Regions from separate parts of the Mus musculus genome. Here region 2 is linked to region 1. The links are chromatin contacts, found by Hi-C or POLR2A ChIA-PET in ENCODE. All regions are on one chromosome and are shown on one strand. The core of a region is the stretch at or near the end of the contact, and the rest is flanking DNA. Distances in the headings are between cores, read along the strand shown.

Region 1 (7,594 bases), core at 2,537-5,036:
GTAAAGGCTTTGAAAATGCCATGTTTGCACCACATAGGTCGACTGCCGGCTCCTACACTGCATGTTCACTCTTGGTGTTAACAATCTTCTCCCTGCAACCGCCACAACCACCATTACCAAACGTCCCTGTTCTCTAGAAAATCTGCTCAAACACATACATATTCCATTCATCAACATAATCCCCCCACCCCCTGCTGGCCATCTTCTCTGAGAGTTACAAGCTACAACAAACCACTCCCTCCCCAAGCTGGTTTCAGCAAGTGTTTTATCACTGCAACAGAAAGCCTATCTAGGACAGATGGGGCCTTGGGTAGCCCAGACTGGTCTGGAATGCTGGATGCAGCCCCAGCTGGCTTTGAACTCCTGACTCGAGAGCTTCGGGATCATAGATGTATACCACCACACCTGGCTTTTCTCTGGTCTTTAGCAAACAGAGTGGAAAATGTTTCCATCTTATACTAATTTTCAACTTTGTGTCTTACTCTTGCTTCTTTGCTCTCTGATGCTGTTTTAGAAATAGCAGCTCACTCTCGCTATTGATGAAGTATCATCTTTTATCCTTGGAGAACAGCAGTGACAGTGCTTTTCCTTGGGTCTCAGTCTCCATCCGTTCGAAAAACAACTTCATCTCTTCTGATGAAACCATTCCTCACATTTCTGATGGCCCCGTGGTATCTGATCCATTTAGGATCAGAGGCTGAGGGAGCACCCTGTGCATGTGTCGCAAGAGCTCAGGAGCTCTGCAATTGGTTCCCTGTCAGGATCTCTTCAGGTCTTTTCAGATTCTCCACAGGAAACCTATCCTCTCCTACTTCCATCTGGCAGGGTCAGGCTGATATGCCTGCTCTAGGAGACAAGGAGGGTGAGGGCTGTGTCTGTCTCACAGTCTCTTTGGACTTCATTCTTTTCTCTCCATGCTCCTAATATGGTATTTCTAGCCTCTCCTGAGTTAAGTAGATCTTATGCCAGGTCTGCAGAAGCGCAGTGAGCCCCCCCCCCCCCCGAGCAGGGAGGACCCCCCAGATCCCGAACAGACTTCACCTGCCCTGGAACCTGGCTGTGCCATTTGCTCAGGTACCCGTTCTTCTGGTTGCCTTCAGTCAACGCGACAAAACCACAGCTGGAAGCAACTTAACTTGGGGAAAAGGGGTTTGTTTACTTTTGCTTATGATTCCAGAGACTACACAGTCCACCGAGGCGGGAAGGCATAGCAGCAGGGGCTGGGGCCAGCCTAGCAGTCAGGAAGCTGAGTGATCCAAGGGGAACCGGAAGTGGGGCCAAACAATAGCCCTCCAAGCCAGGCTCCCAGCATGCTCTTCTCCAGCAAGCCTCCAGCTCCTAAAGGTTCTACAACGTCCCCGAACAGCGCCACCAGGTGGAACCAAGTGCTCAAACAGCAGTCCACAAGGAACGTTTCAAACCACGCTTTCGGTCTCTAACTCGGGACAAGTTCTTGGAATTGATACCTTTTTTTCATCCCTGCCTTTCTTCACTGGTGCATCACATTAACCCCTCAGCTGCCCTTCTAGCTCTGCTGCCATCTCTTCTCCTGACCAATGTGTTCTTGGGGTTTATAGAGGCAGAATTCGTTTACTCTCAGTTCATCAGGCCTTGTGAGGGGAACGGTGCTACATTTTTTTCCCCCCACATCCTTCTACTGCACCAGAAACCGTCAAACGCTGAAAATATGTATCATCTAGCCGTTCCCGTTTTTCTTGGCTCCTGCCCACTTGGGTGTCAGTTCTCCAGTCTCCCTGTGTTTGGATGTGTGTACGCTTCTTCCAAGTTCACACGTGTGCACATGCCCACAAAAGTCAGACGAGGGTGTTGGTCCCTCTGGAACCAACTGGAGTTGCAGGAGGTTGTGAGCCACCGGGCACAGGTGCCGGGAACTGAACTTGGTACCTTGGAAGAGCGGCAAACGTTCTTAGCCACAAAACAATACTCCAGTCCCGTTTTTATAAAGAACTAAATTTATTATGGGCTTAATAGAATAAATACAGGAGGTTCCAATTGAGGTACTTCAGGCACCTAGGGTGTTTTCAAGGGTAAAGGGAGCCTCCTCTTGGGTTTCCTCAAAGCAGTGGTTGAGGTGAGTCCAACTGCATCAACAACTGCATCCAAGCACTAGGCAGGCTATACATTAGTGCCTCCTCCAGCATTCGGAACGGGAGTAGGAAATCTATCTACTGGCTATACATTAGTGCCTCCTCCAGCATTCGGAACGGGAGTAGGAAATCTACCTACTGGCTTTACATTAGTGCCTCTCCCAGCATTCGGAACGGGAGTAGGAAATCTACCTACTGGCTCAGTTACAGTTCTAGCTAACTTGTGCGTCTTAGAAATTAGGGACCAGGCAGATAAATCATTGAGTATTGATATTAACCCATAGCCAAACATATATTTTATTGTGCTTATAATAAGTATGCAAAGTTAAATATCCATCACACACAACTTGTAGCCCGCCTAAACATCACTCCCTACACAAGTTGTGGCTGCAGGACATTGTGAAAATACAAACTGCCATGTAATTAGCCAGGAAAATTATTATGGTTGATAAACTGACCAAACCTCATAAGTAGTATGAATAATAACAACAAACATTGTGTGCTCTAGGATGGAGCAGGAACAAGGACCTTGAACGTGGCAAGGAACACAGCTCAATGTCCAACAAATAACAGAGGATGTTGCCAGCGTTTTAGTTTACAGAAAGCAAGGCTATGCTTACCTGCTTTTGAGCATAGCAGAAGCAAACAACCAAAGCATGAGAAAGACTCGAGTCTCCCCTTACCTTCTCTCTTGGTTTCCTCTCCTCTTGTGTTGTTACTAATGTTATAACAAGGAGGAGAGCCTGTGATCCCCGGCTTTCTTCACTGCTACATTGGTAACCTCACGGCCCAGAATGGCAGAGCTGGATCCAAACAGGCTTCTCAACCCTGCTCAGAGTTGCGGCGCCCTCTTCTGCCCTCTGCTCAACGAATTATACTATCAATAGGTATTTTTCATCCATGTTAATGAGAAATCTACTTCACCCTAATGCAGAACTCCCCGATCCTTTTCGTGAAATGCTAATACCAGCTTGAAACAAAGTTCTTCAGATTTTCAGAAGTTGCATCAACCATCTTAAAATGGTCAGTGTTTCCTCTACGCCTTGTTTAATACACATTTGCATAGTGTTTTAGGAAGCCTCCAGCCCAGGGCTCATTAACTTGAGGCTTCACTCATCGGTGTTAGGCATCCTGAATATTATTTCCTTTTCCAGAAACACACTGAAACCTTGTAGGCCACCATCCTGCGTTATTTAACCGAACCCTCATCCCACGTGTCCATTTGGCATTTCCGGGTTTTGATAAGGATAAGCTATTTTAGTCTAGCGGGATCTTCCCACCTGCATTGGATGCGGTCGAATCCCTAGCACGTGGACCCGCTGTCCGTTTTTTGCGTTCGGGATGCTGGTATTTTCCCAGCGGCCTTCCAGTCTTGCCCTACGTATGGTACGCAAGCGCAGCGTCAACACGTCGCTGCCAAATCCTCACACTGCTCTCTGGTCACCGAGAGACGAGTGCCAGCACCGCCGGGTGCGCCACGCCAGGCCCGCCCTCCCTCCTGGCCTCAGCCTTTCAGCGCCCCGCCGACCCCGCCCGCCCTGCTCTCCCCATCGGCCCCGCCCTCAAGTCGGCCCCGCCCTCCCTGCTGGCCCCGCCCTCCCCGCCCTGGCCTCTGCGCGCCCCGCCCCGCGTCCAGCGACGCCGGCAGCGGAGACCTGGGCTTCCCCGGGCCGCATCAGCGTCCCCTGCAGGCCGCGGCGGGCACGGCAGCCGGAAGAGCCCGAGCTCCTGCCACCGTGTCCGCGTCGCCGCCGCTGAGCTCCGCGGTGCCCCGATTGCAGCCGAACGACCTCGGAGCCGCCCGCCGCGGCCCCGCGTCCTCCGATCAGAGCCGCCGCGCCTCCCGCCCGGCCTCCGCCCTCCGCTCCCCGCCCGGGCCCGCCCGCACCGGCCTTCACTCTGGAGCGGCCCGGGCAGCCGCAGCAGGGGCGGCGGCGGCGCATCGAGGAGCTCTCCAGGTCGTCCCGGGAGAAGCTGCTGCAGTCCCGGGACAGGATGTTCTCCAAGCTTACGTCCATCCTGCAGCATGCCGTGGAGGCGGTGAGTCCGATTGGGGTGCGGGGGGCTGCGAGGCGCGGGGAGGGAGGCTGCGGCGAGGCCTGGGCACCCCCGGGGCCTCTGCTCTCCAGCCGGGGACCGGGCGGCTCCCGAGGCCTCCTGGCCGTTAACCTCCGGGGCTACGTGGCCAGCGCCGCGCAAGACAAAAGAACGGCGGTGCTGGTGGGCAGGGCTTGCTTTTGCTTTGGTACGGGTGAGAGAGGAGCGGCGGGGACCCTGGGGCCCGGTCCACACCGGTACCGGCTCTGCCAGCTCGGGCCCAGCGGCCCACCTCGGCCGGACCTCGGTGATCGATCTGCGGGAGTTTGCGGGTCCGCGATCGCCCAGCTCACACCATCTGTTTCCCTTTTCTTGTCTGTAATGCGCTTCCTGGAGGCTCTTGGCGCAGCCTGCAACCGCTGTACTGTGAGCCTGGTCCTAAACAGCACCGGGGGGACAGAACTCAAACCGCCAAACGTACAGCACCCAAAAACCTAGGAAGAGAATGCTTTTCTTGTCGGTGCTAAACGCGACCCTTTGCTTTATTTTACTAGCTAATTTTGGACTGAGTATCATCCTATGTGAAGAAAGTTACTGTGTTTTTTTTTTTTTAATGGCATTTTCTTTGCATATTGAGAATGGCCTAATAGTAGCACTTTCAAATTCACATGACTTTCTAAAGAAAAGTAAAAAGATGACAAAATACCACGGTGGTTTTTAGGGTCAGCTAAGAAAATTAGAGTTGTGAGTTTCAGATATGGAGACAAAATTTTAACACAATTGCTTTTTACATACTTCGTGGAATTTGGGTTTCGCTTGGTGGCACATCAAACAAGAAAGAAATGGGGTTGCCTGAGGAGCAGTGTTGACACATGGGGTAGAGAACTGCACTCTAAGATGCCAATTCTACTTTTCTTGCTTAATATGGAGTCAGTGTGCAACAGCATTGGTAAAATAATTTTTAAAACTTTTAACAACACTTATATTGATATTTTGTATTATACTTCAGACTATAAAGAGTCATCAAACTTTTAAAGTTCAACATTGCTTGATATAATGATAACTAAAAGATAACTATGAATAAATTATATGGATGAAACCCTGGGGCCTGCCGTGTTCTAGATAAAAACACTCCCACTGGATTTTATTTTATTTATTTATTTATTTATTTATTTATTTTTGAGATAGAGAATTGCCCAGTGCCCCAAGGTGGCCTTGAACTCATTGAGCTCTGCTCAGACTGGCCTCGAACTTCTACCTTAGCCTCTGGAGTACTTAAATTCTAGGCATGTCTCTAAGCCTGGCTAGGATTTTTGGTTTATAGACTCAGTTTGGTCCCAAGGCCTGTGTTTTCTGTTTTGGTACTCTTTTTTTTATAATTACGTGTATCATTAGCATCTATCAAATTACCTGCGTGAGCCTCTGGCTCTGTAGTATCCAGTTTCCCCATCCTGCCGTGAGGAGGGAGGAGCTCACTATGTTCACCCAGTCCCAGGAATAAATGTCTGGCCTGTGGAAATGTCAAGTTCATTTGCTCCATGCTGGTTTCTAAGCTGTGTTACAGCCACCCACACGCTTTGCCAAGAGAAAGGACTGCTCCTGATAATGTGATTGGCTCTGCTTTGCTCTTAGGAGGGGTCGCATGTAGTCCAGGCTGGCCCTGAACTTAAGATCTTATAGATTTGGTCCCTCATCCCTTGAAGAATTTTTTTTTTTATTCGCCCCTTCAACGCTATCCTGGGAAAGAACTCCCCCAGACAATGATAAACAAGCCATCGTCTGGTAGCTGAAGAATGTTTTTCATAACCCAAGATTAGTTCCTCGGTTACTCACCTCCCTGACTGTTTTGCTTGCTTTTGTCTATAAACAAGTCTTCCTGCTCCTTAATTTGTTGGCTTTTTCTCTAACCTTTTACATCCTGACCCAGCACACTAAGGAACAGAATCCTCCGGGTACTGCAGACTTGGGAGGGAGCCCCAGGCCTGCAGGTGACCCGACCTCTTTTTTGTTCTGTTTCTGTTTTCTGTTGGGGTCCTAGCCTTTTGTATTGTCAGCAGCGTCTGAGTGTTGGTAGTCAGTCAGGTCAGCCTGCAGTGGTTTTTAAAGTTGACCAGATATAGATTCATCGAGATGAGGTGTTTGAGTTTTGTGTTTGTTTTATTCTTGAGTCAAGGCCTCTCACATCTTTTGACTTGCTGTGCAGCCAAAGATGACCTTGAACTCCTGATCTTCCTGCCCCCACACCCCCAAGAGCTGGGGTTATAGGCTCATGCTTTGTTTTCTGTTTAGTTTCTGGTACAGGGGGTTTCACCCAGGGCTTGGTGAATGATAGGTAAGGGCTGTCCCATAGTCTTCTACTCTGACTTTTTCAGCATGCGTGTCCTTTTGTGCATGCGTGTGTACCAGCGTACATGTTCATGTGTGATCACAAGCACATGATCAGGCGGAAGTCTGAGGACATCTTTCGGGAGTCAGTTTTTCTCTCTCACGGGTGCCGGTCCTGGGAAATCAAACTCAGGCAGACAGACACCAGCAACTGCTTTTGACTGCTAGGCCATCTTAGTACCTATCCTTTTTAAATTTAAAAAAACAAAAAACAAACAAACAAAACCTTTTAGATTTACTTTATTTTATTTGTATGTATGAGTGTTTTATTTGTGTGTATGTTTGTGAACCGAGTGTATGCTAGGTGCCTGTGGAGGTCAGAGAAGGATGCCGAGTTCCTGGGACCAAACCTGGTCCTCTCCAAGAGTAACATGTCCTCTTAAATGCTAAACAGAATTCGACCTTAACTTACCTGAATCCAGCCTTCAGACTTTTACTCTGAACTAGGATCTCACTAAACTGTTCAGACTGTCCTTAAACCTGTAGTCCTCCTGCCTCAGCTTTGCAAGTACCTGGGATTACAAGGAAGTGTTATCACACCTGGCGTGTATCGTTTAGATGGTTTTTCTTCATTTGCCATTAACTACTTACAAACTGGGGAAATAGAAGGTGTTTTCATAGCTTCACATTTATGTGTTTTAACCTGATAGACACGATGTGAGGTTAGGAAAGACATTCACACATGAAGAAGAGCCAAGACCTGTGGTGTAATTCTCTCCTCTCTTTCCCGCAAGGATGGCTCTCCCCTCACATAGCTCAAATCCACGTAGCTGGAATCCATTAGTAAGTATCTTAGAAATAATTGTGTTCTGTCAGCCAGTTGCCACATGTCTCAACTCTGATGAGGCCTGTCCTAAAGTTAGTCCTAAGGTTGGATCCCATTGTCTTAGCAGTTCCCACTTAGCGTTTGCTGAGGGCCAGGTCCTGCAGAGACATTGTGGCTCTACCATCATGACTCAACCATTGAGGCTCTTTCCCTTTATTCCGAGGAGGATTAAGGGCAAGCCCCTGAGCTTTTGTCTGTTTTAACTAACTCAGTGGATGCCATCCTTCAGAAGGCAGTG
Region 2 (7,594 bases), core at 3,300-5,799, 92 kb after region 1:
AACACGTGCAGCAGCTTTGGTATTCAACCAAAGCCTGTTTGCTGTAGTTGTCTCTCTCGTGAGCTCCATGGCCTCCATCCCCAGGACAGAAATGAAGTTCAGTCTCTATCTATCTATCTATCTATCTATCTATCTATCTATCTAAAGTTCATTCTATTTATCATCTATCTGAATTTGTATGTATGTATGTATGTATGTATGTATGTATGTATCTCTCTCTCCCTCCCTCTATGTATGTATGTATGTATGTATGTATGTATGTATGTATCTATCTATCTATCTATCTATGTATCTATCTATGAATCTATCTATGTATGTATCTATCTATCTAAAGTTCATTCTATTTATCATCTATCTGAATTTGTATGTATGTATGTATGTATGTATCTCTCTCTCCCTCCCTCTATGTATGTATGTATGTATGTATGTATGTATGTATGTATCTATCTATCTATCTATCTATCTATGTATCTATCTATGAATCTATCTATGTATGTATCTATCTATCTAAAGTTCATTCTATTTATCATCTATCTGAATTTGTATGTATGTATGTATGTATGTATCTCTCTCTCCCTCCCTCTATGTATGTATGTATGTATGTATGTATGTATGTATGTATGTATCTATCTATCTATCTATCTATCTATGTATCTATCTATGAATCTATCTATGTATGTATCTATCTATCTAAAGTTCATTCTATTTATCATCTATCTGAATTTGTATGTATGTATGTATGTATGTATGTATGTATCTCTCTCTCCCTCCCTGTATGTATGTATGTATGTATGTATGTATGTATCTATCTATCTATCTATCTATCTATGTATCTATCTATGAATCTATCTATGTATGTATCTATCTATCTAAAGTTCATTCTATTTATCATCTATCTGAATTTGTATGTATGTATGTATGTATGTATCCCTCCATGTATGTATGTATGTATGTATCTGTCTATCTATCTAGATATCTATCTATCTATCTATCTATCTACCTCTAGATCAGGAGCACTAATCTTTTTTTTTTTTTAAAGATTTATTTATTTATTATGTGTAAGTACTCTGTAGCTGTCTTCAGACACACCAGAAGAGGGAGTCAGATCTTGTTATGGATGGTTGTGAGCCACCATATGGTTGCTGGGATTTGAACTCTGGACCTTTGGAAGAGCAGTCGGGTGCTCTTACCTGCTGAGCCATCTCACCAGCCCCAGGAGCACTAATCTTATTTGAGCATGGAGTCTCATTCCATCTTTTCAGCTCCTAGGACATTTCTCTCTCTTGCTCTTCCCATTTCTACCCTAAACTTTTCCTGATGGAGAAAATATGTTGTCTTCCATCTTTATCTTTGCCCAACCCCTCGTCTTTATCATACATGGTACAACTCTCTCTTTCTCCATATTTTTAAAAGTTCCTTTTGTTTTCATTGAACGTCCATCCCTGGGATCTCTTCCCATTCCTGGGTCACTGGGCATCAGGTTTTTTTTTGGCCTTACTCCTACATGTCTACGATGCTTTTAAGATCAGTCTTTTGTCACGGGTCTTTTCTTTTTAAAAGAAAAACATTCCTTGCTTAATTTTAAGTTTTATTCGCTGCAGTTGTTTTCCTAATCACAAAAGGAATGTGCAATCAAAGTAAAACTCTTACACATATTTATACCTTAGAAAGGTATGGGAAGCTAGGGGCAAGCAGCAGGCTGGACCAGGGAGTCAGAGCTAGGCTCTTGAACCACAAGCAGAAGGCAGAGTGAAGTCTGAGAATTATGCAAGGCTTTTCATCTCAGAGCTTGTCCCTAGTGACATGCCTCCTCCAGCAAGGCCACACTTCTGAAGCCTACCCAAACAGCCACCAACTAGAGACCATGTATTCAAAAATCTGAACCTGTGGGAGACATCTCATCCAGACCACTACACAACGCCTCATTGTATATCCCGACTGCCTTGGAACTCCCTTTGTAGACCAGGCTAGCCTGTATCCACAAAGAACTAACTTCCTTTGCCTCTCTTGAGTACAGGGATTAAAAGTGTGTCACCACATCCAGTAGAAAGAGCCTTCTTAGATGACACAGGTAGTTTTTTTTTCCCCTAAGCTCCACACATGTTAAAAGAGATAAAGGCATTTGAACACATGTATGGCAAGCTACATTTGTAACACATATCTATTTTTTTACATGCTAGACTTCCACTCTCAGGGAGATTGTCCCTACTCTCCCTTTGCAGAGGTTTCTATGGGAGCTGTCAGATACATTTGTGTTCAAAACGTTGATCGAGCACTGTATCTGATGCTATCCCAGGCCCTGGAGGCTGAAATTAACAAAGGATTCTTGTACTCATGAAGCTTATATTGTAACAAAGGAGGTCAGACATTAACAAAATTAGTAAAGTATGTAATATGTCAGTTGAGGCGGTGCCATGGAAAAAAATTAAGCAGGAACATGAGCTTCCATGGAGATAGGAAAGTGTTGTCAAGAGAGAGGGAAAGGAGGTGCTATGTTCTACAAGTGGGTCACTTCATCCAGAGGGTTTTGGAGACTGGGTCAAAATAGAAAGTTTAAGCCAACAATGTGAAATGCTTTATTAGAAGCAGACTGTCTTAATCAGTGCTTTGTTGCTCTGAAGAGATACCATGACCACAGCAACTCTTGTAAAGAAAACATTTCATTGGGGCTAGTTTACAGTTCAGAGGTTTAGTCCATTATCATCATGGTGGGAAGTATAGCTGCATGCAGGCAGATATGGTGCTGGAGAAAGAGCTGAGAGTCTACATCCAGATTAGCAGGCGGGAGGGAGGGAGGAAGTGAGGGAGAGAGTGAGGGAGAGAGTGAGGGGGAGAGTGAGGGAAAGGGAGAGGAGAGGAGAGGAGAGGAGAGGAGAGGAGAAGAGGAGAAGAGGAGAAGAGGGGGAGGGGGAGAGGGAGAGTGAGGGAAAGGGAGAGGAGAGGAGAGGAGAGGAGAGGAGAGGAGAGGAGAGGAGAGAGATGAGGGAGAGGGGAAGAGGAGGAGGGGAGAGAGGGAGAGGGAGGGAGAGGGGGAGAGGAAGAGGAAGAGGGGAAGAGGAGGAGAGGGGGAGGGGAAGAGGGAGAGGAGGGAGAAAGACTAGGAGACTGGCTTGAGCATTTGAAACCCCTCCAAACCCACCCCAGTGACACACTTAGTCCAACAAGGCCATAGCTCCTAATCTTTGTCAAGTAGCACCACTCCCTTAATGAAAAAGCATTCAAATCTATGAGGCTGTGGGGACCATTCCTATCCAAATCACCACACAGTTAGAGAACAGAGAACATAGATTAGAGGGTAGCAGAAAAGAGATATGGTGGGGGTGGGGGAGAGGGAAGGAGAGATGGCAGACTGTCTTAGTCAGTCTGAAATATAATATTAAATAAAATGACCTGTGAGTTAAAGGCTTGTCCAATGTGTAAGATGTTGGCTACTTTAGGAAATTAGAGCTTGATTTTTCTAATGCCCAGAATACTCTATCTGTAATGATTCCTCTGACATACATTTGTTGCGTGAATGGTAGACGTGTAACTGGCATCCCCTGACTGGGATCATTAGGCAATGAGGCATCATTAGGGAAGAATGTTAGCCTGGCAGAGCACTATGAGAAAGAATGGCTGTAAGGCAATGTGGGGAAACAAAGAAGACAAAGTGGCTATCCCATAATAACCACACTTCCATTTAATGCATTTGGGGAAGAAGTAAAAGGATTTTTTTTTCCTCTCTTAGAGGGACAGCCTAATGCGAGGTCTGCAAAGAGTTTAAATATTAATTTAAACCATAGGCGTTTTTGTTGTTTTGGGTTTTACTTGTTTGTTTGTTGAGATAAGGTCTCAGTATGTTACCCTGGGTGGCCCGGAACTCACAGAAATCCACCTGCCTCTGACTTCTAAATGCTGGGATTAAAGGCATTCACTGTAGGGGGCTAGGGGGAATTTATGCTAGAGTGAGTTGGTAAATCCTGATCGGACACATTAGTCAAACAATGAATTTTGATTGTTGGTCCTTGATGTTTTGTCTCAGGAATGAGACAGTGGCCAAATAACTGAATGGACCTTGGGGCTAGCTTTAGGAATGTAACCTACAGTTTAGCAGGGGAGAAGGAAAAGGGGAAGAAGAGTAAAGCCTGTTGGTGCCATGTTTGCCATGCCTGTTAGAGAGCCCTTCATGCACCACCACGAATGGATCAACCATATATAGTTTTTGATTCCTATAAAGGAATAGAAACTCCAAAAGAACATTAACATTTTTTTTAGAACTGTCAAAAACTGCAGTCAAAAATTCAAAATTCATACACACACACACACACACACACACACATGCAGGTTATGGGGGGGCGGTACAGAAAGGAAGTGACTCTACCTCAAATACACAAATTAGGTGTTTGCGTTGGATAGTTTACAGCGGCAACTCCAATGTACCTCTTCACGACTAAGAGCATTTGGTAACAGAGATATTAAAGGTTCCAGCAGAACTCCGAGATGCCAGAGCAAGCCATTGGCCTATACCGAGCCTATGGACTACAATTCCCAGAAGGCCTTGCAACACATCGGTGTCATCTCTGCTCGCCTCTTGGCCCAGGCCGTGAAAGCATGGCAGCTGCAGAGGCAGAGGTGGTTTCACCTCTGATTGTGGACACAGCTCCTGACACTTCAGGAACAGCCGAGGCCTCTGTAGCAGCATCGGTGGCGGAAGCGGCCAGGACTGAATCGCAAGCCCCGGCCTCCAAGGCCGCCCTGGCTGCTAAGCTCATGTCGCTGAGCGGCGTGTTCGCCGTGCACAAGCCCAAAGGGCCCACTTCAGCCGAGCTGCTGAACCGGCTGAAGGAGAAGCTGCTGGCAGGTACTGCCGCCCGGGTAGGGACCAGGCTGAGGAGTTCTCCACCACACTGGGATTTTTATCTCTAGTCTTTCTTCTTTTACTTACTGACTTACTTTGTGCGTCTGTGGCTCAAGATAGAAAGAGTGACCACCGAATTAACTCTGGACGAAAACCCAGGGCATCTTAGGCTTGGACTTACCCAAGTGCACACTCTTTCAACAGTGGCCCTTTGAGCTTCTCACGGGAAGTACGTGTAGAGTTGGGGGACCAGTCTGCATATACAGGTTTTCACCCTGGTGGCTGCAGCCCAGTTTTCTGTAGTTTGATCCCTCCCAGGGTTTTTGTTTAACTCTTGCGAATGAGTACCACCAGAGGAAATGCAGGCTCTCTACCCCTAAGTTGCAAACTTAAAAGTTTATTTGAAAAGCACATAGGCTGAGTTAGCTAGGATTTAGAAAGGACACCACTTTCACCTTTTAGTGGGCACGGTGATTCGTCTTCTATACAAATGCAGGTTCCTGATCCCCACACTTGCAGACCCTGAAAGTCTGAAGATCTGGGATTATTTTGGAAATTGTGCTCTATTGCTTCAGATTGTGCTTTCTTTCTTCTTCTTTTTTTAATGTAGTATTTTTTGAGGAACATTAAAATAGAAGATGGCCATTTTTCTAACCATTCTTCCTCTTGATCATTTATAACAGGAGCATTAAAAAGCCAAAACCCTTTAGTTTTGTTTTGCGTGTGAATGTGTATGCAGTGTGAGTGTGTGTTTGTAGGTGAGAGGTGATGTTGGCCATCTTCAGACATGGCTTTCCATCTTGTGTATTGAGCCAGAGTACCTCACTTGAACCTAGATCCTGCCAATTAGGCAAGTCTGCCTACTCAGCTTGTTTTAGGGACAACTGGCTAGGAATCAGGGTAGCATTCAGTGTCACCCTCGTGTTTATAGGGGTGCTGGAGATCCAAGCTCTGGTCCTCACTATTGCTTGGCGAGCACTTTACCCTGTGAACAGTCCCCACGGAGCCTTTCTTTTACTGGATTCTCATGTTAAGCTGCATCTGTGGAATCCTATAGGGACATAGGATGAACAGTGGCCGCCTCTTCCCTTAAGTCGGCTTACAGTCTTGTGATCTCTGCAGTTCCAGATTCTCCAGAGCTTCAGCTTAGCTTGTCTTGTTACAGGTACAGAGAAACCTCTCACAGTGCTCAGTGTCACCTGGAAGACTTAATCTAGTTTTGTTTGTTTGTTTTGAGATAGGTTTGCCTTGAGCTCAACTCAGTGATCCTCCTGCCTGAGCTCCTGAATGTGAGACTTACAGATGGGCACCTCCATTCTGATTTAAATTTTCTCTTTTAGCCAGGAGCCAAACTATTCTGATAAAAACTTTGCTAATTTAAATGTTTATTGAACAGATACACACATTCTTCCGGATGCTAAACAATGGTGTTATACTTGCTCATTTGTGCTCATCGTTAAGTGTGGTGGCTAACTTTGATTGCCACCCCAATATCATCTAGAATTCCCAGTTTCAGTAAGGGATAGGGAACATCTATATTGGGTTGGCTTGTGGCCATGTCTGTGAGGGATTGTTTTAATTAAGCTCATTGAGAGAGGAAGACGCGGCCTGCTGTGGGTGGCACCCTCCCCTAGACAGGGCATTTGAACTGTGTGAGAACTGGAGCTGGACACAAGTGTGTGAGCCTTCGTTCTCATCTCATCCTGACTGTGGATGTGGTAGAGAGTAAGCTGGAATTCTGAGCTAAAATAGACTCTCGTGAGTTACCTTTTGAGGGTATTTTATTACAGCGTTAATGACACTAGCGCATCGGATTTTAGGGGACATTGAACTGAGGACTTGCATCAAAAGGAATCATTGTGATGGGGTATTTGTTTGTTTGTTGTTTTTTTCTTTCACAGATATGTTGCTTTCGTTTGTCCTGATTTGTTAGTAAACTGGCTTTTTGTACCAAAGATTACGGTTCTTAAAGAAGCTTTTCATAGCATCAAAACGCTGAAGTTTCTTGGTTGCACTTTGTTGGGACTGATTGCTTCAAGGCTGTCACTAGGCTGGTTTCTGCAGAGCACCCACTGATATGCTGAAGTCTTCCTCTCCTAACAGTGCCTGTGATTCCGTATTCATATTAGCTAAGCGAGCTTCCTAGCCCAGTGCCTGTGATTGGGTGATTCCGTATTCCCTATTAGCGAACTCAGACTTCCCCAGTGCCTGTGATTGGTCGATTCTGTATTCATATTAGCTAAGCGAGCTTCCCACTGGGGAAGTGTCTGTGATTGGTCAATTCCGTATTCATATTAGCTAAGCGAGTTTCCCCAGTGCCTGTGACTGGGTAATTCCGTATTCCCTATTAGCGAACTCAGGCTTCCCCAGTGCCTGTGATTGGTCGATTCTGTATTCATATTAGCTAAGCGAGCTTCCCCAATGCCTGTGATTGGTCGATTCCGTATTCATATTAGCTAAGCGAGTTTCCCCAGTGCCTGCGATTGGGTAATTCCGTATTCCCTATTAGCGAACTCAGGCTTCCCCAGTGCCTGTGATTGGTCGATTCCGTATTCATATTAGCTAAGAGAGTTTCCCCAGTGCCTGCGATTGGGTAATTCCGTATTCCCTAGTAGCGAACTCAGGCTTCCCCAGTGCCTGTGTTTGGTTGATTCCGTATTCATACTAGCTAATTGAGCTTTCCCAGTCCCAGGCTAAGCACCTGTCAGAATCGCCCTGCAAGATTCTAAAAGATAGCATTCTGTTCTATCCAGGTTT

The links. Hi-C counts contacts between places; a loop is a spot of excess contacts on that map. ChIA-PET counts read pairs that join two places held with the same protein, here RNA polymerase II (POLR2A).
Region 2: a map of left cerebral cortex shows a loop between it and region 1 (2.6-fold over the local background). The contact joins the promoter of Trub1 here to the promoter of Fam160b1 in region 1. A Hi-C loop is called at or near these places in 1 of 37 maps with a recorded cell type or tissue (left cerebral cortex). POLR2A ChIA-PET finds 5 or more read pairs at or near these places in 3 of 5 experiments (Patski and embryonic stem cell).

What each region holds. Positions count from the first base shown.
Region 1 is chr19:57,357,223-57,364,816 of GRCm38, forward strand. It overlaps Fam160b1 (family with sequence similarity 160, member B1), which reads left to right and starts at 3,787. Exons shown (of 17, transcript NM_145505.4): 1 at 3,787-4,148. The coding sequence starts at 4,104. B230217O12Rik (RIKEN cDNA B230217O12 gene) reads right to left here and starts at 3,677. Exons shown (of 3, transcript NR_040316.1): 1 at 2,792-3,677.
Region 2 is chr19:57,448,357-57,455,950 of GRCm38, forward strand. Trub1 (TruB pseudouridine (psi) synthase family member 1) reads left to right here and starts at 4,550. Exons shown (of 8, transcript NM_028115.3): 1 at 4,550-4,840. The coding sequence starts at 4,591.